Regions from separate parts of the Homo sapiens genome. Here regions 1, 2, 3, 4, 6 and 7 are each linked to region 5. A link is a loop called in an ENCODE intact Hi-C map of the cell type or tissue named here. Cell type or tissue: Caco-2. All regions are shown on one strand.

Evidence for each region. Peaks named below come from ENCODE experiments on the same cell type or tissue, not always from the same donor. Only the 100,000 strongest peaks of a DNase experiment are listed, where the experiment ranks them.
Region 1: it touches region 5 in a loop (5-fold over the local background); 2 of 110 quality-filtered maps call a loop at or near these places.
Region 2: a loop joins it to region 5, with 4 times the contacts of the local background. A loop is called at or near these places in 2 of 110 quality-filtered maps.
Region 3: a loop joins it to region 5, with 6 times the contacts of the local background. A loop is called at or near these places in 22 of 110 quality-filtered maps.
Region 4: a loop joins it to region 5, with 3 times the contacts of the local background. A loop is called at or near these places in 2 of 110 quality-filtered maps.
Region 6: it touches region 5 in a loop (5-fold over the local background); 16 of 110 quality-filtered maps call a loop at or near these places.
Region 7: a loop joins it to region 5, with 7 times the contacts of the local background. A loop is called at or near these places in 2 of 110 quality-filtered maps.

Annotation. Positions count from the first base shown.
Region 1 is chr2:170,454,297-170,458,296 of GRCh38, reverse strand. The region is part of intron 23 of MYO3B (myosin IIIB); the gene reads right to left. Among named protein-coding and RNA genes, the nearest start is that of MYO3B-AS1, 110 kb to the right of the region's middle. In Caco-2, no CTCF peak of the experiment used is centred here; DNase peaks (open chromatin) are centred at 2,046, 2,467 and 3,316.
Region 2 is chr2:170,444,616-170,448,615 of GRCh38, reverse strand. The region is part of intron 23 of MYO3B (myosin IIIB); the gene reads right to left. Among named protein-coding and RNA genes, the nearest start is that of MYO3B-AS1, 96 kb to the right of the region's middle. In Caco-2, no CTCF peak of the experiment used is centred here; a DNase peak (open chromatin) is centred at 2,355.
Region 3 is chr2:170,395,394-170,399,393 of GRCh38, reverse strand. The region is part of intron 16 of MYO3B (myosin IIIB); the gene reads right to left. Among named protein-coding and RNA genes, the nearest start is that of MYO3B-AS1, 46 kb to the right of the region's middle. In Caco-2, a CTCF peak has its summit at 2,155 (motif pointing left); no DNase peak of the experiment used is centred here.
Region 4 is chr2:170,528,147-170,532,146 of GRCh38, reverse strand. The region is part of intron 30 of MYO3B (myosin IIIB); the gene reads right to left. Among named protein-coding and RNA genes, the nearest start is that of MYO3B-AS1, 180 kb to the right of the region's middle. In Caco-2, no CTCF peak of the experiment used is centred here; a DNase peak (open chromatin) is centred at 1,756.
Region 5 is chr2:170,713,510-170,717,509 of GRCh38, reverse strand. SP5 (Sp5 transcription factor) reads right to left here and starts at 2,173. Exons shown (of 2, transcript NM_001003845.3): 1 at 1,947-2,173; 2 at 1-1,251. The coding sequence starts at 1,997. The coding sequence ends at 106. All of the region lies in intron 5 of ERICH2-DT (ERICH2 divergent transcript), which reads left to right. It overlaps LINC01124 (long intergenic non-protein coding RNA 1124), which reads left to right and starts at 2,943. Exons shown (of 1, transcript NR_027433.1): 1 at 2,943-4,000. RefSeq lists enhancers at 222-1,011, 1,012-1,799, 1,800-2,589 and a silencer at 2,807-2,856. In Caco-2, a CTCF peak has its summit at 503 (motif pointing left); DNase peaks (open chromatin) are centred at 529, 1,629, 2,209, 2,649 and 2 weaker places; H3K4me3 peaks cover 4,000 bases.
Region 6 is chr2:170,769,195-170,773,194 of GRCh38, reverse strand. It overlaps ERICH2 (glutamate rich 2), which reads right to left and starts at 2,817. Exons shown (of 10, transcript NM_001290030.2): 1 at 2,008-2,817. The coding sequence starts at 2,513. ERICH2-DT (ERICH2 divergent transcript) reads left to right here and starts at 2,429. Exons shown (of 6, transcript NR_110185.1): 1 at 2,429-2,493. RefSeq lists silencers at 1,720-1,859, 2,180-2,239. In Caco-2, no CTCF peak of the experiment used is centred here; DNase peaks (open chromatin) are centred at 2,394 and 2,824; H3K4me3 peaks cover 2,871 bases.
Region 7 is chr2:170,460,284-170,464,283 of GRCh38, reverse strand. MYO3B (myosin IIIB) reads right to left here. Exons shown (of 35, transcript NM_138995.5): 24 at 839-916. Among named protein-coding and RNA genes, the nearest start is that of MYO3B-AS1, 110 kb to the right of the region's middle. In Caco-2, a CTCF peak has its summit at 2,219; a DNase peak (open chromatin) is centred at 2,211.

The DNA.
Region 1 (4,000 bases), 260 kb after region 5:
ACATTAGTCCCATAGATTATAATGGAGCTGAAAAAATCCCATTGCCTAGTAATGTTGTAGACATAATGTCATAGTGCACTTCATTACTCATGTGTTTGTGGTGATTTGGTGTAAACAAACCTGCGCTGCCAATCATATCGAAGCAGAGCATGTACAATAATGTACAGTATATAATACTGGATAATGATAGTAAATAACTATGTTACTGGTTTACGTATTTACAATACTTGTAATCATTATTTTAGCCAGGTGCGATAGCTCATGCCTGTAATCCCAGCACTTTGGGAGGCCAAGGTGCGTGGACCACTTGAGGTCAGGAGTTCGAGACCAGCCTGGCCAACGAAGTGAAACCCTGTCTCTACCTAAATATAAAACTTAGCCAGGCGTAGTGGTGGGCACCTGTAGTCCCAACTGCTCAGGAGGCTGAGGGAGGATAATTGCTTGAACCCGGGAGGCAGAGGTTGTAGTGAGCCACGATCATGGCACTGCACTCCAGCCTGGACAACACAGCGAAACTCTGTCTCAAAGAAACAAAAAAGTAATTATTTTAGGGTGTACTTCTTCTACTTACATTAAAAACAAAACAAAAAACATTAACCGTGGAACAGCCTCAGGCAGGTCCTTTAGGAGGTATTCCAAAAGAAGGCATTGTTATCATAGGAGATGATGACACTATGCGTGTTAGACCTTCTAGTTGGACAAGATGTGGCATTAGTAGAAGACAGTGATATTGATGATCCTGAGCCTGTGTAGGCCTAGGCTAATGTATGTGTTGGTGTCTTTGTTTTTCACAAAAAATTTTAAAAATAAAAGTAAAAAATTTTTAAATAGAAGTTTATAGAATAAAGATATAAAGAAAGAAGATTTTTGTACAGTTGTACAATGTGTTTGTGTTTTAAGCTAAGTGTTATTACAAAAAAAAAAGTGAAAAAGTCTTTTAGACAGACTTGTCCCAAACCATTCTTTGTTTTACAGGCCTTTTTAAGTTCATAAAAAAAAGTTAAAGTAAACTAAGGTTAATTTATTACTGAATAAAATGCATTTTAAAATAAATTCAGTATAGCCTAAGTGTACATTATTTATAAAGTCTACAGGAGTGTACACTAATGTCTCAGGCCTTCATATTCACTCGCCACACACTCACTGACTCACCCAGAGTGACTTCCAGTCCTGTAAGCTCCATTCATGGTAAGTGCACTATGCAGGTGTGCCATTTTTAATCTTTTGTACCACATTTTTACTGTATCTTTTCTATGTTTAGATACAAAAATACCACTGTGTTACATTGCCTACAGTATTCAGTACAGTAACATGCTATACAGGTTTGTAGTCTCACAGCGAAAGGCGATAGCTTATAGCCTAGGTGTATAGTAAGCTATACCATCTAGGTTTGTGTAAGCACACTCTATGAATGAACGACGACAAAAATCACCCAATGACAGAGTCCTCAGAATATATCACTTTATTAAGTGACTGATGACTGTATTTAACTTTTAAAAGCCTCTGTTTTCCTCATTAATAAAATTGGTTAGTCAAAACTGCTGCCTTGCGCACATATAACAAATAACATTAGTTCTCCTTCCATCATTACTGTGATTGATTTAGTTTTAGCGTAGTTTTAAATATCAAGGATGCAAAGTGCGTTCAGTGGCAGAAGGAGAGTTCTGCTACCATGCAACTCAGCAAGGAGATCTTTTTATTTATTGGTAAGAAAAATAGTTCTAATGAAACTGTTGGGGTACAGAAACATATACCCCATGTTGAACTGGGTTCATATACCCCATGTTGACATGTTGAACTGAAGAAGAATCAAGGTCTCTCTGATACCCCCAACCCCCATCTCTTAATCCTCTGTCTCTCCCATAGCCCAGGATGAAGCTGTTCTCTGAAATTCATTTATCTGCCTAAAGCCTAGACCCACCAAAGAAAACAATTACCTGTGATCCCTTCCCTGAGTTTTTCATTAACTAAACTCCTATCACAGGAAGAAGGGCTGCAGTCTGTCAACACAACTGGACAGACTTGTCCCAAACCACTGTTTGTTTTGCAGACCTAACAGACTTTGTCCCAGGCCATTGTATGTTCTTCAAGGCCATTAAATTCCCCTAAAATCATTTACCGCCCCACCCCCCCACCAAAATATCCACACTTCTCCATCTCCCTCTCCCTTAAGAAGGGTATATAACCATCTGTGTACCATTTGTCTGGTGGGTAATCACTCTGTGATTCTCCCCTATTCCCGTTAATACATCTGTATGCATTTTCTCATATTAATCTGCCTCTTGTCAGTTTATTTTCAGCAAACTTTCAGAGAGTGAGGAAGTCTTCCCTTGGCCCCTATAAGACCAATATCAAAATGATCAATAGAAGCCATATTCTGGACAAAACCATTGTCTGTCTAACCCAGTATACTTTCCTCCTACAACACGGACTTACAAAACAATGTAAGTCAGTTGGAGCTGAGCAAGCGTGCTTTCTGCCCACATGATAAACATCCTGTTTGGTTCCTTGTGAATGATTAGCCTTCAGAGTAGTCACGAGTAAGTTTTACAAATTGTGTTACAGTCCCTACACCACAGCAGTTGAGCAAGCTTCTATATACATATGGGCTCCACACATGGAATTTTAAATAGTTATCAAAACTTGAGTAATACAGTATCTATTGAGTGTTTCCTATCTGAAATCACTGTACTAAACACTTCCTATGTTATGTCACTAAATTCTCAAAATAACCTATGAGGTAAATAATATTATTCTTCCCATTCCACATATGAGGAAGTTAAGACTAACATATTTTAGGTAGAATTCCCAGAGTCCTACAGCCAGTAGATGGCCATGCCTATATCTGAACCCACTTTGATTCCTAAACCATATTTCTTAAACATTATATACTGCCACTGAAACCACCTTTGCAAAAATTATAACTGAGACAATTATTACAGTGAAAAGAGATCTGATGACTCCATCTTGCTTCTAACCTCCAGCCTGTCCTTTTTCATTCCTGGGTGTAAGCTGAACTAACTTTAGGAGGAATTTATAGTTTTGCTTTGAAACAAAGACAATAACAGCCCTTTCCCAAAACAAACCCCCTTCCTTCCTGGGGACTAGACTGCCTTTGCAGGACTAACAAATTAGCCACAAGATTAGAAATCATGGTTTAGGAGTCATGCAGCTGGAGACTGCAAGATTCTAAATTTTTCCAAATTGCTCCTGGGGATAACATCAGTATTGTAAGACCTAAGATCAATGCTTGAGGTATTTTACAGACCCGGCACTCGATGGAACAGCTAGCACCACCCAGCTCAATAAACTGGCTCATCTGGTCTTGTGGCCTCAACCCAGGAATTGACTCAGTGCAAGAGGACAGTTTCAACTCCCTATGATTTCATCTCTGAACTGACCAATCAGAACTCCTAATGCACTGTCCCCCCTACCCACAGAATTATGCTTAAAAATTCAGATCCCCAAATTCTCTGATTTTAGTAATAAAAAAAACTCTGGTCTCCCACACAGCTGGCTCTATGTGAATTACTCTTTCTCTAGTGCAATTTCCCTGTCTTGATCAATTGGCTCTGTCTAGGCAGTGGGCAAGGTGAGCCCGTTAGGTGGTTACAAATTTGGGGGCTGGTCTGGGATTGCCTTTGTGGCTACCTGCCCGTGGTTCGGTAGCCCCTCTCCTTTGATGGATCCAGAGGCCAGCCCAAGCAGCCACCTAGTTCTCTTGGATTAGGGGCTGACTCGGGCACTGTCTCTACTGGCAGGTCACTGCCAGCCCAATGTGCATGAATTTAATTGCAATAGAGAAATAGTCCTGCGGAGACATTTCATAACTGTAGCCCCATGGTAGGATGTCTGTCTGTAGCTCCACCACAGGGTGTCTGTAACTGGAGCCGTATTGCAGGGTGTGTCTCTGTCTGTAGCCCAATCTTGGAGTGTCTGTAGCTGTAGCCCCATTATCGGTGTCTGATTTGGTGGGTATTCTAGGAGCTGCCAACACCTC
Region 2 (4,000 bases), 270 kb after region 5:
TGTTCTATAAATGCATTAAAACTATAGATGAGGATACTAACACCCTTGTCATGTAAGCCTTGAAACCCCAACCAGGCACCTATGAGTACATGCAGACAGCTGCAAAGCAGTTCTACTCCTCTTACCTAGGGGTCAATACCTAACCCCACTATGCCCCCTGTTCAGCAGGAAGATGTTAGAGTGGTCTTCATCCTTTTTCCATCTTCATAGCCCACATCTGAAGAATAAGGTGTTACAAAACCCAAAGAAAGGGACTGAAACTACCTTTACAAAAATTGTAACTGAGAAAATTATTACAGTGAAAGAGATCTAACATAACTGACTCCATCTTCCTTCTAACCTCCAAGCTGTCCTTGTTCATTCCTGGGTGTAGGCCGAACTAACTTCAGGAGGAACTTAGTTTATAGCTTAGCTTTGAAACAAAGACAATAACAGCCCTTTCCCAAAACAAATCCCCTTCCTGCCTGGGGACTAGACTGCCTTTGCAAGACTAACAAATTAGCCACAAGATTAGAAATTATGGTATAGGAGTCAAGCAGCTGGAGGCTGCAAGACTCTAAACCTCCCCAGATTGCTCCTGGGGATAACATCAGTATTGTAAGACCTAAGATCAATGCTTGAGATATTTTACAGACCCTGGACTCGATGGATCAGCTGGCACCACTCAGATCAATAAACTGACTCATCTGGTCTTATAGCCCCAACCCAGAAACTGACTCAGCCCCAGAGGACAGCTTCAACTCCCTATTATTTCATCTCTGGCCTCACCAATCAGAACTCCTGATTGACTTGCCCCCTACCTACCAAAGTATCCTTCAAAACTCCAATCCTTGACTACTCGAGGAGACTGATTTGAGTAATAATAAAACTCTGGTCTCCTGCGCAGCCAGCATTGTGTGAATTACTCTTTCTCTATTGCAATTCCCATCTTGATCAATTGGCTCTGTCTAGGCAGTGGCCAAGATGAACCCACTGGGTGGTTACACCACCCGATGTGGTTTATATAACTTATAAAATAAAAGTCTGAAAGCACGGTATCAGTAAAAAGATTTGCCTCATTTGTCAACTAAGTTTACTCTTGGATACAGATATAGACTCCAAAGAATCCCATAAACCATCTAGATTTTGGCAATAAATGAAAACTGAAGAATTTCCTCCTGTTCTTAGTTAGCGCTCCCTATTTGCATGCTGAAGCCTCAGAAGTGTTCATATTTATTATCTTCTTGACAAAGCCTCTTTAGAAGAATTTTTATTGCTATCAAGTGATACATCTATCCCTTAAGAAGAAGAAAAAAAACCCGACAGCACCACTGGTCTCAAACATCGTTAGAGTACTGAATAGAAAGCAAGACACATTGAAAACTGACTGTGCAGTGCTGCTCCATGTGTTGGAGCTGATAGAGTCAAGGACATGCTATCCCCAAACATGGGACTTAGGCATTTAAACAGCAGAAGCAGGAAGGCCACTCTCACCTTCCCACAGCTCTTCTCTGAAGCAGGCCAGAATACCTAGGAAGGTCACTCTCTGCCATTCTCCCTCCCTTCTCCCCTGAAGACCCTCATGTGACAGATGTCCTGACCTGAGGTAAGGAATACCCAGAGGTAAGGAATGTCATATAGGGACACCAAGAAGAATTTGAGCAAACAGTCCTTGCTAAGTAAGCTCCAGTTTAATACCATTAAATCATACCCTTTTGTTTTTCAGTCATAATTCTGTACAACTGACCACAAAAATACACAGATTTCCCTGTTTCTTTGGGTCTTCATATCTGATGGCTGTCATGTCATCTAAAACTTATATTAAATAAATTTGTAGGCTTTTCTCTTGTTAATCTGCTTTTTGTTATAGAGGTCTCAGCCATAAACCTTTTGATGGGTGAGGAAACAATATTACTTTTCCCCCACACTTACAGAGCCGAGCTTTATCCAGGGCCACTTCTGTAATTTTACCTTGGATAAGTCAGATAGTAACTGGAGTTGGTTTTGTTTCATTTTTTATTGCTATTACTGCACTTCATATTTTTGATGCCTTAATTATTAGGATTTTCAACTCATTTTCTAAGTGAAAACAAATCTTTAGTCATTTTCATCAGACCCATACACATTATTATTAATAACGTAAATATATGCCACACACTAGAAGGCACACTTTTCATGTGGGCAGGGTCTGAGCCATGGTAGATAGTACAGGGAGGGAGGCAACACTTTGCTGGTACTATGGGTGTGGAAGGCAGGGGATATGCCTTAGTCCAGTAGTCAAAAATCAAACAGAGGAAAGGAGAGGAATGTGGGTTGACAGGAAATACGACACGGGGTTCTTTAATGTTTCTGTGTCATAATCCCTTTTAGAACTGGTGGAAGCCAGTGACTCCAAAAAACCACAAAGACAATCCATCTTCATTATCTGAGGATTTGCCTACTTGCTAAAATTTATTTGTAACCCAAAGTCAATATCTGCAATGCTTTCATGGTCATTCACAGAAATGCTCAGTCCCCTGACGCACACATTTCCAGCTGATGTCAAAGAAGATGATGCTCTGCCTTCTTATTTCAGCTCTCATAAACAAGTGTCCTTTTTGAGGTCTGTTTAAGTACCACATTTTTTTTTTGCATTTTTGTGATTTTTCCATTGGTAATTTTGCTGTTTAAAATGCTGCCCCCGACCCCTGCCCAACCCAGGGTGGATGTGGTGGCTCACACCTGCAAACCCAGCACTTTGGGAGGCCAAGGCAGAAGGATCACTTTAGGCCAGGAGTTCGAGACCAGCATGAACAACATAGCAAGACCTCATCTCTACAAAAAAAATTTTTTTTAGTTAGCCAGGTATGGTGGTGCCCACCTATAGTCCTAGCTATTCTGGAGGCTGAGGTGGAAGGATCCTTGAAGCCAGAAATTCAAGGTTACAGTGAGATATGATCATGCCACTACACTCCAGCCTGGACCATAAGAGTGAGAACTTGTCTAAAAAAAAAAATGGGCCAGGTGTGGTGGCGAGCGCCTGTAATCCAGCACTTGGGGAGGCCCAGGTGGGCGGATCACCTGAGGTCGGGAGTTGGAGACCAGCCTGACCAACATGGAGAAACCCCGTCTCTACTAAAAATACAAAATTAGCTAGGCCAGGTGGTGCATGCCTGTAATCCCAGCTACTCAGGAGGCTGAGGCAGGAGAATCGTTTGAATGCAGGAGGCAGAGGTTGTGGTGAGCCAAGATCACGCCATTGCACTCCAGCCTGGGCAACAAGAGTGAAACTCTGTCTCAAAAATAAAAAAAAAAAATGTATCCCCGCAAGTGTGGTGCTGTCTAGTGTTTCTAAGCACAAGAAGGTTGTGATATGCCTCATGGAGAAAATACTTATTGTTCAGGCATGTGTTACAGTGCTATTGATTGTGAGTTCAATGACACAAATGCTGCAATTGACATACTGTTTTATATTTTAAAATACTGACTATAATTATTTAGAATAAACATATATTAAATAGGGTGTCTTTTAACAGAAACATGTGTAAAATGAGGTTATGCATTGATCACTTCACAAAAATATTGTGGCCTAAGTATTGACCCCGTATTTCCTCCTGGAAGCAATGGTTCAGTATTTGCTGATTCAGAGTTTGCAGCAACTTTAGAGAGCACAACTTTTACAAATAATGAGAACCAACTGTATTAAATACAGATAAAATTTTACATGCGCTATCAAGAGGCCATCAGAACCACTGAAACTCCTGTGTAAATCCTTCTAGAGGCCCAGATAGTACTAATGTTTTGCCGTGAAGTAGCAAGGTTGAAATGTAGGGTATTACAATGAATTATAATAGCAATATTGGTAAAAAATTATTTTTAACAAAAAATGATTTGAGTTCCCACTCTGCAAATAAGTCTTTTATTCTCAAGAAAAGTAAATATAAATATGTACATCTGTATCAATTTTGGAATACTATTCAACAGTATTAACGTGTGGCCAAATTGTTTATTCTTTATTAAATAAATTTTCAGTGTAAACCAA
Region 3 (4,000 bases), 320 kb after region 5:
CAAGCAATTCTCCTGCCTCAGCCTTCCAAGTAGCTGGGATTACAGACATGCACTGCCACACTCAGCTCTTTTTGGTATTTTTTAGTAGAGACGGAGTTTTGCCCTGTTGGCCAGACTGGTCTCTCTCTTTTTTTTTTTTTTTTTTTTTTTTGAGACGGAATTTCGCTCTTGTTGCCCAGGCTGGAGTGCAATGGCGCGATCTCGGCTCACTGCAACCTCTGCCTCCCAGGTTCAAGCAATTCTCCTGCCTCAGCCTCCCGATTAGCTGAGATTACAGACATGCACTACCACGCCCGGCCAATTTTGTATTTTTAGTAGAGATGGGGTTTCTCCATGTTGAGGCTGGTCTCAAACTCCTGACCTCAGGTGATCTGCCCACCTCAGCCTCCCAAAGTGCTGGGATTCCAGGCGTGAGCCACCACTCCTGACCAACAACTGACTTTTAAACAACACAGGTTGGAACTGCACATGTCCTCCTATACATAGATATTTTTCAACCAAACACGGATCAAAAATACAGTATTCACAAGATGTGAAACCCACATATACAGAGGGCTGACTTTTCATGTCCTGACTGCAGGACTCGAGTATGCTTGGATTTTGGTATATGAATTGGGGGTTCCCGGAACTAATCCCTCACATATACGGAGGGACTATTATATTTGTTCTTTGCTCCCAGTTCCTGGCACAAAAGCATCTAAAACCCTTGAAAGTGAGTGATAGGAATGCTAGGAGTCTTTCGTTATTTACAACAAGCCCCTTTCAACCATACCTGAGTTTATACTAAGCAAGTGACTCTTGGTGGACCTCTAGATAGCTTTAGGATGGAGAGCTGGTTGCCAGAGGAACCAATCATGTGATTAGAGAGTTCGAACTTTTGGGTCCTCCTCAACCCAATCTCTGGGGAGCAGAGAGGGATTAGACATTGAGTTAATCACTAATGGTCAATGATTAACCAATCATGTGAATATAATGGAACCTCCGTAAAAACCCCTAAATGATGAGATTCGGAGAGCTTTCAGGTTGGTGAACACATGGGTGCTGGGAGAGTGGTGTGCTCAGAGGGAATGGAAGCTCTATGTTACTTCCCACATACTTTGCCATATGCATTTTTTCCATTTGACTATTCTTGAGTTGTATCCTTTTTTTTTTTTTTTTTTTTTTTCTTTTGAGACAGAGTTTTGCTCTTGTTGCCCAGGCTGGAGTGCAATGGCGTGATCATGGATCACTAAAACCTCCGCCACCCAGGTTCAAGTGATTCTCCTGCCTCAGCCTCCTGAGTAGCTAGGATTACAGGCACCTGCCACCATGCCCAGCTAAATTTTTGTATTTTTAGTAGAGATGGCATTTCACCATGTTGGTCAGGCTGGTCTTGAACTCCTGACCTCAGGTGATCCACCCGCCTCGGACTCCCAAAGTGCTGGGATTACAGCCATGAGCCACCACGCCCAGCAGAGTTGTATCCTATATAATAAAACAGTAATGGTAAGTAAAGTGTTTTCCTGAGTTCTAGAAACTATTCTAGCAAATTATCCAACCTGAGGAGGGAATTGTGGGGACTCTCAATTTATAGCCAGTCAGTCAGAAGTATAGGAGACAGAAGTATAGGTATCTGGAGTCAGAGTAGTCTTGTGGGACTGAGCCCTTAGCTTGTGGGATCTGATGCTAACTCCAGGTGGAGAGGGTCAGAATTGAGTGAATTGTAGGACACCCAGCTGGTGCCAGATAATTTGCAGGTATGGGGGAGAAAAACCCACATATTTGGTGTCAGAAATGTGAGTAAAAACGGTTCCGATTATCTAAGCTCTATTTTTATATTGAAAGTTGAATACATATGTATCATTAATGGTAAAAAGAAATTAAGGTGTATTTACTTATTTAAAAACTTACATTTTCTATACGTGAAACAACGAAATATATAGCCAGGAAAATTTTGCATTTTATGCTTATAGACAGAGAAAAGTACTTTCACAAAAATACTCAGGCAGGTAACTTGATTTGGTACTCTACACAGCAGCAAAGGAATAGGAACGGTCACTGGACCATTGATAAAGCATTGCCTCACAGATTACAACTTCCTATAAACATTACTCAGTAAAGCCAAAAAAAGGAACACAGACTATAATAGTGACATCTGCTGGATACCTGATAATGCTACAAAGACAAATGAAGATTTTAAACGAGGCTTCTACAATGGATAAATGTTATTCTTCCAACTTCTAAATCAAAGGCAATATGTCATTTTTTTTTACTTTAAGAATCATTGTTTAATCACCCAACTTAAGAGTGGCTAAGGAGAACACCTACTAAGTAGGTTTTCTGGGACTTGCTCGGATTTAACATGACAGCACCTCGTTACTTTGATCAATACAGTGTGAGGCTTGCTCACTACACTGAGCAACTCCCACAGAGGCAGATCCCAGGGGGTAAAACAGAGACTCTTGCAGTGAGTTCTACATCAGCTGTTTCTATATCGAGGTTATCTGAAACTCTCAGTACTCTTAGAAAAAATAAATGTATTTCCTGTAATTAAAACACACATCACACAAAGACTCTCTCTCTCTCTCTTTCTTCATGTATTACAGTACAAGCTCTGAAACCTCCCAAAATAAGACTTCCAGCATTTCACCACTGGGATAATCACCATAGAAAATGACTGTCAAAGACTATACCCTTGAAACCAGCATCTTGCCCCGTTGCTTCTCTGGCACTACCCTCTTCAGCATAGTGCCTAGACAACCATTTAAAGTGAAAAACTATCTATGACCCTGAGAAAAACTTTTAGGTTCAAACACTGTGTGAATCACTGAAATTAATGACCGATTGGGTCTCCTTCCTTGATTTAGTGAGAACTAACAGCGGGGTAACCAATGCTCACCTTATTAAGGAGTTTATATTTCTGGGCTATTCCATCCACTTGACTCCATCAGTCCTAACCTTGGGTTAATTAGTTCTCCCTTTCTGATCTAGGAGCCTCTGCTTTCAGGTCAAAACATCAGTTACACTCATGGCAAAATTCAATTAGTTATATGTCCACCTGAGGGATTACTCTTCCTGCCTTAAAACTTTTCAATCAAATTTTTCTTATTGTCTCCCCAACAGACAGCCAGGGAAGGTTTTTTCACCTTCTTTACCTTGTCCATTTTCTCTTGCTTCATCTCCAGCTACAGAGCCTTTCCTGGCATCTCTGCCTTTTCTGCAGAATCTTGCTACGCTGCTGTCTCTTTTTATTTCTACCAGTTTTCAGCTTTCTATATTATAAAGTGGAATAGCTTTACTCAAGAAGACCAAGTCCTCCAACTGGGTTTCTCAATTTATTGTTGATGGGTATAAACTGTTTCACTACCAATCAACAACAGTGGGGAAGAAAGAGCATTTCTCCATCAAAGCCCCACTGCAGGATGTCTGATATTTTCTTCTCTTTTCTCATAAGACACTTCTTTTGATGTAGTATTCTCTTGATAGAGTTGAGGCTAATTGAAAAGTAGAGAGAAAACTTAGTTTTCTCTGTTAGCCTGGCGCTACTCTAAGAAAATCCCCCTTGGCCTGGCTCACAGGCATCTCCGGTAGTTGTTTCTCTGGTATATCCCTAGGAATTTACTTCCGTTCCCAGTCTCTCTTTCCTTTCTTTCTTTTTTGTAAATCTCGTCAGTTTTTCATCAGTTCTTCCCTAAGCACTGCATTAGGACCAGCTGAAGGACCTCCCCACAGGCTCTGTTCCAACACTTCTCGGTCTCCTTTGCAGAGGCTCACAACTTTTGTCATCTTAAAAGTCAATGGTATCCTATTGTCTGTCATCAAGACATTAGAAATCCTCAAGACTCCCGAGTCATATTTTCACATATAATCCTTCAATCTCTCTTCAGAGCAGTACTCTCTCAATTCATAATCTATTTTGAAGAAAGGGAAGAAATTTTGCGCCGATCTCAAAGGCTTCTCCCTAACCTCTCCAACAGGGATCTATAGTGTACGTCCAATCTTGACCATCACATAGATCATC
Region 4 (4,000 bases), 190 kb after region 5:
GATGTTGTCTTCTTCTCAATACATCATAACAGGAGGCACATGCTGTCAGTTTGTTCAATTACTGGTGATGCTAACTTTCATCACTTGGGTTAAGGTGGTTTCTGCCAGGTTTCTTCACTGTCCTTTTGTAATTAATAAGTTTCTTATGGGGACTTACTCTGAGACTATGCAAATAGTTTATTACTCCTCAAACTTTCACATAGTAGTGTTAGCATCCATTCATAATTATTGCCTGAAACAATTATTTTTGCAGTTGCCAAATGATGATTTTCTGTTTTCTTAATTTCATCTACCTTTATTATTTCATATTTTATTGTAAGTCAGAGCTCAGCCTCTTCTCTTCCTTCCTTCCTTCCTTCCATCCATCCACATGGACTCATGATATCTTATTTTATTCAATGGATTATACTCTTTTGTCATCATTTACTTTGATACTCATAGTTTGGCACTGGATGATTTTAAAGGGTTGGGAGTAACAGACTTCAAAATGAGTACAAAATGCATAATACTAAGGATGACTTAAAGTGGATGCCTCAGAGATAACAACAACTCCTCTAATCACTACAATTTGTGAGTGCTTTTTATGCATCAAATGAGATGCTACATACTTTGTATATGTTACCTCATTTAACTTTCATGTCTTGGTGAGGTAGATATTGTGCTATTTGATCTTCCACTTAAAGATGAGGAAACTGAAGCCTTGAGAAAATAAGTGCGTTTATGAAGTTCTTACCCTGTAGTAGCAGGTCTAGTGGACTCTAGGGCCCTTGTTGTCAACCACAAGACAATCCCACAAGTAGGTGTAGAAAACCCCCAGGAAAGAATAAGGCTTTAAAAGCTGGGTTACACTATTCCTGAGGGTAGCTAGACACTTTTTCCAGGACCTACAGAGAAATCTGAACTTTTTGCATTTTTACAAATGGGGCATTTGGAAACTGTCTACATGTCTGTCATCACTCCAGGTACTTCCCTAACCTGCTTTGTGGAAACCATCCTACCTGCCTGAAATCCTGTAAGGAAAGCATAAAGAAAGAGATCATCTGTGTCAATGTCAGCAGACACAGATCCAGAAAGGCATGACTTGGTTGTGTCGCCCAGGGAAACATTCCTATGGGTCAAGATAAGACAAGTGAAAGCCATGTTGGGGTGGAGGAGAGGGAGGGGGAGAGGACTAAGGGAACAGTAGAGCAGAGAAATTCACTATCTATCCAATTCTTTAGATCCCAGGTGAAGACAAGGCTGTGGCTTCCACTGTTTGCCCTCCCTGCAGGCTAATATACTAAATCTTTCTTCTGGCAACAATGCCCCTTCCACCTTCACCACACCACCACTTTTAATATGAAGTTTCAGATTCTGAGAATGAGCTTAGGTGAAAGGATGCTTCATGCTAGTAAAAATAATTTAAACAACTGCCCTCCCTTGGAGAAAAAAGCACAGTTGGATCTGAGAATAACATCCTTGCTCTCCCAGGAGGAACAAACTAAAAATAAAAGTCAACAAGGTGCTTCCTGCCAGTCAGTAAATCCAATAAGCAAAGACGATGCCTCAACCTGGCGCTGGGTAGTTAACAGCTAGCCTGACTCCCTGCACCCGAGAGCGGCCATGTGGTTCTCAGAGCTAACAGCTGCCAAGCAGAACCCCTCAGATTAACCCATAGGTGGTGTTGAACCACTTCCCATTAAGATATTTGCAAAGCAAACAAAAATGATAGCCCCACTCTGAGTCCTGGGAGCTGGCCAGGAGCACTGGCTGTTCTTGTTGACACAAAGAGCTCTCCCGGGAGGGTCTGGATCAGAGCGAGGAAGGCCACTCCCACCTGCGTCTCCAGACTGTGTTGATCTTAGGCCATTAGAATTTTGGTATCAGGGACTGTTTATTATCTAATTTCCCAAGCACAGCAGTCGCTAGAGCTCTGTTTCACGAGAGCTCTCTATTGCTCTCTGTCTTCCCCACCTACACCATTCAGATAAAAAGAACAAATTCACCCCTCCTCCTGTTTTGTCTATTCATCAAGGAGACAAGTCTGAGAAGTTACTAAGATGCACACGGAGATGTTGTGGCATTACTACTGTTAACAGCTTTTAATGGCAAATACTCCAGTTTCTTCTTAATTTAAGGTGACCAGGGCGATGCTAGTGGAAAATATATTGGCATATTTGTTTTTTATAGTGAGGAACAAGCTGCTATTTAATTCACAAAATATACTTGGAACTGAAACACCATTATGTTTTCCTTATAACCCAGTGAAGAAAGTGAAGTTAATAAAATTGTGAAAATGTACAAAGTTAATCTTCTTTCAACATGTAGGATTATAATCTAGGTTTCATTATGTGTTGATAATGAAGCACTCTTATATAAAGTTCATTTTTACAAAATTTTGTTTCCTGCAATATTTTCCACTTGAGTCCATTTTCCTTTCTCAAACTTTTCAAAATAGGCTCAATATGTAAAGGTCTTTTGGGCAGAAACTCATTCTGAGCGGGAATATAATAAAGAGCTTGATGAGGATACAACGTAGGTACCAGCAATGTGCTGAATTTCTATGGGTAATGCAGGAAGGGGATGAGGGATGGAGAAATGGTTAGAGATCAGATTTTCTTATTATTTGAAATTGTCTTTTGGATCAGAAACCAGAACTTTAGAGACGTAGATATAAATAGTATAAGGAGAGAGACAAGAAGAAAGAAAAAAAAGGAAGAAGGAAGGGAGGGAGGGAGAGAAGGAGGACAGAAGGGAAGGAAGGAAAGGAGAGGTCTAAGGGAGACTGAAATTTTTTTTTTTTTTAACTTTTATTTTAGGTCCAGGAGTACATGCTCCGGTTTGTTATATAGGTAAACTTGTGTCATGGGGGTTTGTTGTACAGATGATTCCATCACCCAGGTACTAAGCTTAATACCCAATAATCATTTTCTCTGCTCCTCCTCCTCCTCCCGACCTCTAACCTCAAGTAGGTTCCAGTGTCTGTTGTTCTCCTCTTCGTGTCCATGTGTGAGAGACTGAGAGTTCTTTAGAAAAAGTAGAGGCATTATCATGCTAAAAATATCATACTAAAAAATTGACTTTTTATAAGAAAGAAGAGAGCTATCAGGTGAAATTAAACAGCAATTTTTTGGAATCTTGAGTACATGATTCAGTTTTAGATGAAGTTTATTCAAACGAAATTAAAATGGGTTTGAAAATGTTCAAGTTTTCCAGAGAGCACGTGAGCCTAACCTTGCTAGTCAACTTTGTAGAGCAACATTGTTGACAGCAAGTCTGTTTAGGGATAGATTAATGTAAACATAAACGTTCATGTCCACAGGTGATCACATTGAAGGCCTTGATGGGGATGATGATGTGACTTCAGCTATATAGAAGAAATGTTAAAAAACTGAAAATTGGTTCCCATGCCAAACCGTCCATCGTCGTCTGATGCATTGGGCACAAAAATATTTGCCTTGAGGCTGGGCACAGTTTCTCATGCATGCAATCTCAGCACTTTGGGAAGCTGAGGCAGGTGGATCACTTGAGGTCAAGAGATTGAGACCATCCTGGCCAACATGGTGAAACTCCGTCTCTATCAAAAATACAAAAATTAGCTGGTCATGGTGGTGCACAGCTATAGTCCCAGCTAGTCAGGAGGCTGAGGCAGGAGAATCGGTTAAACCCGGGAGGCAGAGGTTGCAGTGAGCTGAGATTGCGCCACTGCACTCCGGTCTGGCGATAGAGCGAAACTCCATCTCAAAAAAAATAAAATAAAATTTTGCCTTGAAGTGTGGATCACATGGCAGGCATGGGATATAAGAAAACCCAAGTCAAACATGCATTCTAACATCATATCTGCTGAAGTCCACCACATCCTAGTTCCTAGCAACTGACCCTCAATTTGAGATATTAACCATAGGCAGCTACCAGCCAATAAGTGAGCTTCCTAAAGAAAACACAGAAACATCTTCCCAAACTTGGAGCTTATTTTTGAGTTAGGAAGGTAGATGCATCACAGAAAAATGACATGGTGTTA
Region 5 (4,000 bases):
GGCAACGGAGAGGGTCCGTCTGCTGAGTCTCCCCTCCGCCAGCTGCCCACAGGTCCCCGGATCTCTCGCAGAGGTGCTGGGAAGGGGGTCCACCTCCGGGAGGGCTCACAGGTCCCGCGCGTCCTCCCGCTTAACCCCGGCCTCAGCGACTTTGAGCTTCTTATTCTGGTGAGTCTTGACGTGCTTCGCGAGGTGGTCGCTGCGCATGAAGCGCTTGCCGCACTCGGGACAGGCAAAGCGCTTCTCGCCCGTGTGAGTCCGCAGGTGCCGCTGCAGCTCGTCCGAGCGCGTGAAGCTCTTCCCGCAGAAGAGCCAGTTGCACACGAAGGGTCGCTCGCCCGTGTGCCAGCGCAGGTGCGCCTTCAGGTGCGACGTCTTCCCGTACACCTTGCCGCAGCCCGGCACGTGGCACACGTGCTGCTTCTTCTTCCCCGGCTCCGCCTCGGGGGCGCCGCCCGCCGCCTGGCAGTTGGGACAGCGGCAGCGGCGGCACCTCCTGGCCGTGGCCGCCAGGGGGGCCTTGGTCTGCAGCAGCGCGGCGATCTGGCTCTGGTACTGCGCAAAGTCCGACGGGCCCAACACCAGGCCTCTTTGTAGGGCGGCGGCGGCCGCAGCAGCAGCGGCCGCAGAGGCGGGGAAGCGGGGCGCGTGGGGGGCCCCGGCACAGGCGCCGGAGAGGCCGCTTCCCGGAACCCCGGAGGCCCCCGGCCCGGCGCCCGCCTGCGGGATGCTCCACCACGGGAGGTCGTCGGGGGCCGGGTTGGGTGACAACTGGCGGCAGGTGGGCGGCGGGGGCGGTGGCGGCGGCGGAGGCAGCAGGTTGGAGTAGCCTGGCGGCAGCGCGGCCTGCGCCGCGTAGGGCACGTAGGCGGGCGCGCAGCTGGCGGGCAGAGCCGCCATGCTCGAGGGCAGCATCTTGACCGGCGAGAACTCGTAGGGGTACGAGGGGTCGGCGGGGGGTGTAAGGGGAAGCTCGTGCGCAGCCCCGAAGGACGGCTGCAGGTGCGTCTTCTGCGGCGTCAGCCCCAAGCTGGGATGCGGGGGCGGCAGTGCGCCTGGCGAGTGCGCCGGCATGTCGGCGGTCCACGGGTGGAAGAGCCTGGAGGGTGAGCCCAGCGCGGGGTCGTAGGGCACCTGCAGGAAGTCCGGGGGCGCCGCCGCGCCCGGCTGGCCGATGCGGCTACAGGTGGCGGCCAGCAATGCCAGGGGCGAGTGCTTGCCCAGGTCCGGGGAGGCGCTGGGGGTGCGGTCCTGCATAGGCGGCGAGGGAGGGCGGAGAAGAGACAAAAGGTTAGCTCCAAGCGCGGACTCCGGGCCAGCCCGCCGCCCCCACGCCCGCTATTATACCGCCGCCCCTCCTCCGTCCCGGCCGTCCCTCCCCCGCCACCGCACCCCACGCACGCACCCACCGGCCGAGGGAAACTTTTGGTGCCTGCGCTACCTGAACGTGGGGCCCGCGAGCGCTTCTTGCTAAACTACTTGGTGCACTGAGACGCCATCCAGCCTTAGAGGAAGCAGGCGCGAAGTGGGAGGGGGAGGCATCCGACGGGCCCCTCCCGGCTCCGTGGTCAGTAAGAGTCGGGAAACACCCACAACCCCGCCGGCCGGCCGCTCTCCCTCCCATCTTTTAAGCTCTCTTGTCCTCACTGCCTTCGCGCTCCTCCCTGGCCCGCCCCAGGCTGAAATCAGCAGGAGGGCCCAGCAGGGTGAGCTCCGGTCCTGTTCTCGGCCAGCCGGGCACCTCCGAACAATCCCGGATCCACGCGTCCCTCCAGCAAAGGCCACACCGGATTAGGTGTGAAGTTGGCGTGGGCACCCCTAGGCCTGGCTCCAGCTGCACCCATCGGCGGGGTTCCCTTTGAGGTTCAAGGTGCACGGAGTACCAGGAGAGATCCGGACACGGCCCTTTCCACCTTTCTCCCGCCCCCTCCGGGCTCGGCCCTGACCTGGAGAAAGGCCTGCAGCGAGTCGTTCCGGAGGACGGCCACCGCGGCCATGGCTACGGCTTGCAGGCCCCTGGCTGCGGAGCGGGACGCCGCCGCCGAGGCATGGACACCCGAAGGCGAGGACGAAGGGCCGCCCAGCCTGCCTCCCTGGCGCCTGCTCTGAGCGCCGGGGCCCTCCCCGCCCTTGCCCCTCGCCGCGCCCCGCTCGCTCGCCCCGCGCGCGGTCTGAGCGCTTCAGGATCACCTCCAAGAATTTGATAAGGACTTTGCTGGGCCGCCAGCCAGTCAGAGGGAAGATTTATGGCTTTGAAGTTTGCCGCTACCCAATCATCAAAGAATAGCGGCTCTTTCAGAAGCGAAAGCAAATCCTTTGAATCCACAAAGCTCCTATGGTGTGTTTGTTGGTCTGGATAAAAGAACTGATTATTAGGGGGGATGGGAAGGGAGGAGATAAAGGCGGGACAATTAATGAAGTAATCACTATGTGGGAAATGTATATACACAAATAATTGGATTTTCCTGATCAAAGGGGGCCTTGCCGCCTGGAGACCCGCGCTTGGGTTGCTCGAGACACTCTTCCCGCCCCCCCCAACATACACACACACACACACACACACACTTGCAATTAAAGATTTGCACCGACGCAGCGCCCAAAGTGACAAAGTGTCTTTGTTATCTCTGGAAAAATCTGCCTTCGGCTTCCAGGCGCCGGACTTTGAGACGGCAAAGAGTGTAACTCTCCCCTGTATTTACTTGCACACCCTGCACCCTCGCCGCACACGCACCCGCCCGCGCACACAGCGGACCCAAGCGAGATCCCCGGTGGGGCGTGGGACCGACAGCGCCCGGCCCGCCGCGTGTCCCCCGCCCGCCGCGGTGGGGCCGAGGGCAGGGCTGTGACCTGGGGCGGGGCCGGGCGGCCGCCCAGCGCGGCGTTGGGTGGCGCGCACGCTCCAGGGCCGCCCGCCTGACGAGCGACCGGGGCTCTCCTGTGACGTTCCTGCTGGCGACCTGGAAGTTTTCCTCAGGCCACAACTTTTGCAGAGTGGACCTGGGAAAAACACCCGCGCCGCGCATACCCTCAAAGCTGAGCTCGGCAGGACACCCAAGGCGACCCGTCATGCCCACCCGAGGGGAAGAAGCTGTGCTGTCCCGCCCCCTTCTCCCCAGGCCACCCAGGAGGCCCGGGCTGGGCTGTGGGGGGCCGAAAGCCCCAGCGCTGCTGGTGATTTCTCGCCCGGAGCCCCGCCAAGCCAGCGCGCCCTCTCGCAAGCCTGGCAGACCAGGAGCTACTGGAAAAAAGGCGCGGTCGAGGAAGCCTGGTTGTTGTGGTCCCACAAACCACAAATCATACGAGAGAGGATCCCGAAGGCGGGAGAAAAGTCAGTACAGACTTGTTCCTGCCACCTTTGGAAAGAAAAAGTTCCTCACCAGGCGCGGGGCGTGCTTTGCTCTGGGCAGGGTCGCGCTTGCAGGGGCTTGGGTGACCCCCATCCCTCCCTGGCGGCTCACCTCCTGCCGAGGAGGGCCACCTGCCTCCTCCTGGCCCAGGGCGCAGGGCGCGTCCTGCCCCGGCACTGCGGACGCGGGGATCGCCTCTCCCGGGCGCGCGGGCGGGGAAGGAGGAAGAGGCGGGCGGGGAACCGCGGGGTGCTCACCGCCCTGGGGCATTAGGGGTGCGGAACCGCGTTGGAGGCCTCGCGGCCCCGGCTCGCGAGAGCGCACTGCGGAGTGGCCGCCGGAGCTCGGCCTACTCCTCTCCCCCACCCACCTCCCGTCGGACACAGTCTCCACTCTCCAGGCCGCCGGCCGTGGGGGAGCCCCTAATCAGTTCGCGCCCGGCCTCTCTGCCCGTCTTCCTCACGGGAACCGCACTGCGACCGGGACGGACGGGGTGACCTATCTCCCGATGCAGCGTCAGAGGTTAGCCTAACTACAACGGACTCGGAATCTGGACTGTATAAGGATGCCCTCCGCACTTCCATCAGGGGTCGGGGATGCGATGCCTCCGGGCCCACCTTCTCCCACGCCCAGGGCGCGCCTGCGGAATGAGA
Region 6 (4,000 bases), 56 kb before region 5:
CCCTCTTCTTGCCTGGGGACCAGACTGCCTTTACAGGATTAACAAATTAGCCACGAGATTCAGAAATTGTAGTTTAGGAGTCATGCAACCAGAGGCCACAAGATTCTGAACCTCCCCAGTTGGTATTATTTGGACTCCACACTCCACAGACTTCAGGAAAAACAAAACAAAACAAAAAAACAAAAACACCTTTTATAAAATGAATTACCAACATTTAAAATTCAGATTTCAAAAAATTTTTATTTTAGATTTCTCTTGTAATATTGGAAGACATTACATGTTTTTCTTCATCCCACTTATGCAATTATTTTACTGTTTTGTGCTACTGGTTTTTATAAGCTACCTTGTAGTCTAATAGGCAAAGACAGAATGAATAAATAGCTAGCTAGCTACACACTCAAGCCCTGCAACTCTGGTGAGAAGGAGAGACAGAGCTGATTAAGCACTATCCTCTATCCTCAGGGAGCTTGGTGGGGGAAACATTACATGATGCAGGAACAATATTTCATGGCATAGCTTCAAATGTGTATACAAATGGTGTCAAGGATCATCCATCACTTACATTCATTTTTTAAACTGACTAAATATAAATTTTATATATTTCCTTTACAGTGTAATATAGTGCTAGGATTCCAGACTCTGGAGTCAGGTTGTCTATGTTTAAATCCCAGTAAACTGTGTGACCTTGAGCAAATTCCTTAACCTCTCTGTGATTCAGTTCCTCAACTGTAAAGTGTGGATAAAAACACCACCTACCTTATAGAGTTAAATTGCAAAGGTTAAAATAATTAGCTACCAATAAATAATAATAGTAGCACTCATCTCCTGCCAGAACTGCAGTTACTATAACTCCTCCTCCTATACTATTGTTAATATTTACAGCTCAGGGAGGCCAGTCCTGAAGGTGAACTGTCACAAATGAAGCCAGTTCTAAACGCCGAAACTGGATGGGGCAAAGAAGGGAGAAAACACTGAGGATGTGGCTCAACCGGTGAGCGTAGGTAGAAAGCTCTGGAATTCTGGAGTGGGTGCAATGAAATACCTAGAGATGCTGGAATTTCAGCTCTGGAAAACTCTTAACACGTAAAGAGAAATGTTATTGTTATTATTGTTCTCCAGAGATTACAAAAACCAAAACTATTTCAATTCACAAAAAACAAAATAAAAATTAAAAAATAAGTTGGATTTGGGGATCATTGTATTTGGTTTTTAGAAAAATGAAACATATTAAAAGACATTTCCGGTGTCCTTTTCAGATTTTTAAAAAGCGACTTCCAGGGGTTCTCCTAGGGTAAAAATAAGATTCAGCCAAGACACCTATGCCAAACAATAAATTGATCATTATACCATGTGTTACTTTAAATGCCACAGGGGCTCAGTGTAGAGTAGTTTGAGTAGTCAAAAGAACAATATCAACATTTTGGAAGTTTCAAGTCAATTTCATCATCTCATAAGATGAGAATAAGGCCCGGGAATATAAATGATTTGTCCAAATTCCATCGAAATTTGTATGGCTAGCAAGTTATATCTAGCTAGTAGTGATGTCTTAACTAATTTTCCAAAAATAAGTAAAAGAATTCCGGGCAAGGGCAAGGACTGAGGGAAGGGGGTCGGGAAGCCCTGGGATGGGCTGGGCCATCTTCGTTATTTGCGGGGAAGGAGTTGGTGCGTGTGCACCGGCCGGTCAAAGAATGGTAGTGTAGACAAGCCTGTCAGAATCGCCCAGTTATCTCCACACCCGTGTAGACACGAACGGCGCTTCCTCACCTCTTCCGACCACTGCGGGAGGAGGGTGCCGCAAGCCAGGCGCACCCCAGTGGCGCGCATCCTCCCTTCCCGGCGGCCCCTGGCAGCCACGGGGCCCGGGGCCCAGAGCCAGAACCAGGTGCGGTAGAGCGGTCCGCAGACTCGGGCGCCCGGTCTGGGGGTGGTCTGCTGTGGGGGCTGGGTCAGACTGCACACCGGGCTAGGGAGAGGGAGACCGGTCGTTGCCTCGGAGTGTCTTACCAGCTGGCGGCCCTCTTCAGCAGACCATCCGAAGGGCACACACCGAGAGCCAGCCCGGCTAGCTGCTCGCGCGGAGCTGGGGGCTCCGAGTCGGGAACGCAGCGTCGCCGTGGAGACTGCACGGCGCGTGGAGGAAGCTCGGGCAGCAGCCGAGGGTGGGGGCTGGGGGAATTGGGCGACGGCGGGGGAGGTGGCGGGGGCGGGGGCGGGGGCAGGGGCAGCCCGGGGAACCACGGAGAGGCAGGGTGGAGGCGGGCCCAGGCCGTAGGGCGGTGGAGGGCGCGGGACGGAGCGGGCGCGGCGAGGAGGGCCCGGGGCGGGGCTGGGAGGCGGGTCCGGGGGGGCGGGGCGGGGCGGGCGGCCGAGCTGAGGGACAGCCCCGCGGTTGTGGGTGTCCCGCGGCGCCGGAAACTGGGCGCACACACCCTCGGATTGACGTGCGCACGCGCACCGGTTACCTTCAGGAGCGCCGAAGAAGGAAAGAAGGTTGGAATGTCGGTGTCCATACCTGATTCTAAGCGAGGGAGAGGGAAGGGGGCGGGGTGGCCTCAGAGTTTTAAACTTGGGGAGTAAAAAGAAGTCTTGAGTTGGGAGAGATGGGTGTCCCTGGTAGTGGATGAACAAGTGTCCCCTGCAGGACTTAGTCCCCCAACCTGAGGTCGCCCCAAGAAGATTATGGGTCTCCGGGGGGAGTCCCTGGACGCCAGTTTTCCCAGAAGTCAGATTCAAGTGATTAGAACCAGAGACCCGGCTCTCCCCCAGCTAGAGCAGCCCAGGTTCCCTCTAGCGCCAGAGCTGCTGCTCTGCCACGCCGGCCAATGGGAGGTATTAGTGTTTAAGTAACTGCTTGGGTCACAGTAGGGGGTGGGGAGCTTTTCTGTTACAGAATTCTAAAGGTCCCTCAAGCTTGGCTTCTAGGAAGGAATTGGTTATTTTTCTCCACTTGGGATGCCGGAAGTAACTAGAATCAATTTGTTGCTAGGCAACGTGTTTTGAAGGACGCGTGTTTGTTGGACTCAAATCTGGATTCGACTTTCACATGGTAGACACATAATATCAGGTGTACTCCCTATTTAATCTCTGGAGTTGCTACCCGCTGAGGATATGTACCTTGGTAGATGGTTGTGAAGCTAAAATGACATAAAAATGTATAAAGCTCTGACATGTGGAAGATGCTTAATAAATAACAAATTTTATTATTATTATAATAAAAATAGAACCAGCTGGACCATTTCCGGAACCAAGAGAATACAGAGACGTGGCCATTTTTTAATTCTCTTAGTCATCTGTTCACATTCATTCTTTAAATCTCCTGTGAGCCCTTGATGATAGGTAGGAGGCAAAGGAAAAATGCCAGAATGGAAGTTTTTGAAAAGAACTCAATGGAGTCATTGACAAATACATCCCTAGTTTGATAAGGACATAGCAGGCCACTGCCTCCTCTATTACAGGAACACCCTTACATAGAAAATGTCTTGTTTGATTGAGGACTTTTCATTTAAACAAGGCCAAGGGTATGTCTTGATCAACACATTTGAAAACATTAGTTTTGTTGAATTTGCTTAGTACTGATGAATGGATAATGGCTGACTGGTTATTCCCATTGATCCACTACAAGGAAGTGTAAGAAAACCTCAAATTTGATTAAACTTTCTTTCTCTACCTATTCTTCCCCCTGACAGAAAAGCTCAAGTTCATTTGTAGGATGCAGTGTTTAGTTTACTTACTGCTCCTGAAGGGAGCAAAAATGGATTAATGGGCTGGGCACGGTGGCTCACACTTGTAATCCCAGCACTTTTTTTTTTGAGACGGAGTCTCCCTCTGTCCCCCAGGCTGGAGTGCAGTGGCGCGATCACGGCTCACTGCAAGTTCCGCCTCCCGGGTTCACGCCATTGTCCTGCCTCAGCCTCCCGAGTAGCTGGAACTACAGGCGCCCGCCACCATGCCTGGCTAATTTTTTTGTATTTTTAGTAGAGACGAGGTTTCACCGTGT
Region 7 (4,000 bases), 250 kb after region 5:
TCCACCTCCCAGGTTCAGGTGATTCTCCTGCCTCAGCCTCCCAAGTAGCTGGGATTACAGGCACCTGCCACCACACCTAATTTTTGCATTTTTACTAGAGAAGGGGTTTCACCATGTTGGCCAGGCTGGTCTCTTAACTCTTGACCTCAGGTGATGCGCCTGCCTCAGCCTCCCAAAATGCTGGGACTATAGGTGTGAGCCAATGTGCTCGGCCTAACAGTATTTCTATTGTGAAACTATCTGGACCTTAGCTCCCAGTCTCTAAGGGCCTTCCAACTCTAACGCTTTATAATTTGAAGACAAACAAATCTGTGCAAGAGTGTATATGTCTTATCTTTGCTATATAATGTGCATTTAACAGAGCCCTTCTAGAGACCATGTTTTTACCCAAAGGAGGCATTTAACTAGATGAAGTATCAGAAATAGGGATGGCAGAAATGGGAAATAATAGGGCTCAGACAAGTGGGTTTTACAAGGGGTCAATTCAATCTAGGAAAATAAAGTCAATGCTAAGACAGATTCTCTCAGTATCTGAACTTATAAGCCACCTTCTGGAACTTTATTAACTACTTTACTATTCAGTATGCTAGAAAAGTGGCTGCCTCTAGTAGCTTTAAGACCAAGAAGCAGCTCATATGCTAACAGAATCAGTCACTTAATGGGCAGGGTTTTGTGCCCAATGTTCTCTTCCTTCCTTGCTTCCACCACTTCCCCAACCCAATCTTTCTTGACTCTGTGCTTTGCCCTTGTTTCACTGACTCCATCTGGGCATCTCATAAGAAGGCTTAGACAGTCCTTTTTGGAAGCAGGCAGAATAGAGATCAAGAAGACTCCATACCCGGAAGTAAGAAGCCACAGTTTGCCTCTTCATGTTGGTGGTTTCTTCCGGATGCCGTATCACCTCCAGAGTGTCCACCTGGAAGCATAGGTGGAGGCAAGTGGTTTGAGGATCTAGGCACTTACCTCATGCTCCATGTCTTCCAAAATCCGAAAGCCTGTTTGGCCAAATACCTGAGGGGCCATGGTATTTAGGACACAATAGTGTATACTGTGGGGAGAATTTTTCAAAACATAGAAACGAAAGAATATGCATTGTTCTACTCATTTGACAATACCTCACTCTATAAAATACCATGTGGTTTCAGTGTAAACCCCTCTTATTTCTATACTTCTACATCTTCTAATGAACCCCTGTTAAATTCTCCAGTAAGGTCATATGAGACCAAACTATTGCTTAAAAGGAAACTTGGCAAAGGGCCATGAGGCGAAATGATTATAAAGACGTGATGGCCCCAAAGCCCAGGTTGTACCACAGGGAATTAGGCCAGCACCAGTTGCCTTCCACGTCGTCAGACTCTGATGCTGCAACCATCAGACTCCTCCTACCACCCACAGTTCCCATGTGCTCATTGCAGATAGGAGCTCAGGCACCAAATCACTCGGAAACCCAATGGAATGCACCTGTTCTCAATATCTATCCCAACTACCTGGGCTGACTGAAAGGAACTGATTGATGAAAACAATTGTAGGGGCTGACTGCAAGCAGCCTGTGTTCCATTATTATAATGCAACAACAAAAACCCTGCTTTGGTTTGCAGAGTGCATGAGTGGCATTTAGCACTGGCCTTGCCGTGGCAGCTTCCCATCTGCTCTGAACAGGTGGCAAGGGTATAAAGCAGAAATGTTTGAGATGGAAGACACTGCTGTCAGCATGTGGGTTAGGCTGGGTGGACTGCCGTCCAGGCAGCCACCTTCCCATGGGGTGAGGATGTCTGCAGCCTTGTTCAATGAAAGTGAAAAACTGGTGCTAAAAGGGGTGAGAGTTAGGAGGGGTGAATAAAGAGGCTTGCCTAAAGGAGTATGTGGGAGACTGTATGCAAAATGGAAGGAAATGCTTCATCTGGGATGGGTAAAGAAAACAGGTTCATTTAAGAAGGGGAGAAAACATGGAGCTAAGTTTTCAAAACCTAGAAAAACAACCTATCAGTGAGCAGCTCTATGACCCAAGTGAAGACATCAGAGACAGTGCAGCTTTATTTTAATGAGCTGCACGGCCGATGCCATCAGTCCATTCACATGCAGCTGAAACAATGATATAACTGCCTGTAGGTTTGACATTTTGATGTTTTCTAATGGGAAAGGAGGAAAGGAAAGATCCTGGGTTTAGAAAGAAGAGGGAACAAAGAGAAAACACAACACACCAGCACCACCTGCAGAGCGTGTTATACTCTCTCCGCTGTCACCAGATGGGTCCACTCTGGAGGTTTCTTTCCCTTTCTCACCCCCATTTGAGTACAGAACTCAGAGCTGGTGAGGTTTGGGGCAAATTAATCAGGTCTGAAGAAAAGGTCTTGGCTAGGGCCAGCCTTTGGCTAAATTGTAAATTCTGGATTTTCTTCAACTTTTTTCTCCTTATTTTCTTCTTCTACCCCGGCCCCGCCGACCTCCATACATATACATACACACAACTTTGGGAATTTCTCCACCACTTCTTTTTTTTTTTTTTTTAAACGGAGTTTCACTCTTGTTGCCCAGGCTGGAGTGCAATGGCGCGATCTCAGCTCACTACAACCACCATCTGCCAGATTCAAGCAATTCTCCTGCCTCGGCCTCCCGAGTAGCTGGGATTACAGGCGCCTGCCACCACACCCAGCTAATTTTTGTATTTTTGGTAGAGATGAGGTTTTACCATGTTGGCCAGGCTGGTCTCGAATTCCTGACCTCAAGTGATCTGCCTGCCTCGGCCTCCCAAAGTGCTAGGATTACAGACTTGAGCCACCGTGCTCGGCCCAGCCCTTTTTTTTTTTTTTTTTTTTTGAGACTGAGTTTTGCTCCCAGGCTGGAGTGCAATGGTGCGATCTCAGCTCACTGCAACCTCCACCTCTGGGGTTGAAGTGTTTTCCTGCCTCAGCCTGCTGAGTAGCTGGGATTACAGGTGCCCGCCACCACGCCCAGCTAATTTTGTGTTTTTAGTAGAGACAGGGCTTCTCCATGTTGGTCAGGCTGGTCTCAAACTCCTGACCTCAGATGATCCACCCGCCTCGGCCTCCCAAAGTGCTGGGATTACAGGAGTGAGTCACCTCACCCGGCCTCAGCACTTCTTTTTGTTAAGAGATCCTCCCTGAAGAAGCACCTCTTGCTTTGAACCTGGCTTTTCCTCCTTCATTTCCCTCCCTTTTTATTCAAATTAACTAGTGAGCACCAGCCCCCCAGGCAGCTGAAAAGCTCATTTATAATTTTCTATTGGTAGATGTTTATGAATTGACCTATTACCCTCCCTCAGAACTTATAACAGACACTTAGCATTTGAGAATTTAAGTTTAGTGACCAAAAAATCCTTGATGTGTATTAATTCAGCTGAAACACAATTTAAAAGGAATACTCTTATAAGAAAATTTCACATGTACCCCATAAATCTGCACAAATAAAATATAAATAAATAAAAGGAATAATCTGTATTGTTTTCAAGATCAGCACCAGTTCCCTACAGCAAATTGGAAAAATGCAGAGTTAAGCACCAATTTGCACTCTAAAAGTTATAAGGCTACGTGGTCAGGAGGTAGCTCCCAGCTAGTGACGGGCCCTGTCTAACTGCACAGCATCTGTGTTTCAACAGGACTTTAAATTCTGTCCTTGCAATCACATACAGAGTGATGTTTGGAAATAAAGTAAAAACCTATCCTTTGACATATACAACCTGGAAATGCTAATGCTTATCTGTAATTCACCACCTACATACTTAGTACTGTGTTTGACAGAATAGGTCATATGTCTTTTTTTTTTTTTTTTTTTTTTTGAGACGGAGTCTTACTCTGTCACCTAGGCTGGAGTGCAATGGCGCAATCTCAGCTCACTGCAACCTCTGCCTCCTGGGTTCAAGCGATTCTCCTGCCTCAGCCTCCTGAGTAGCTGGGATTACAGCTGCACACCACCACGCCTGGCTAATTTTGGTATTTTTAGTAGAGACAGGGTTTCACCATGTTGGTCAGGCTGGTCTTGA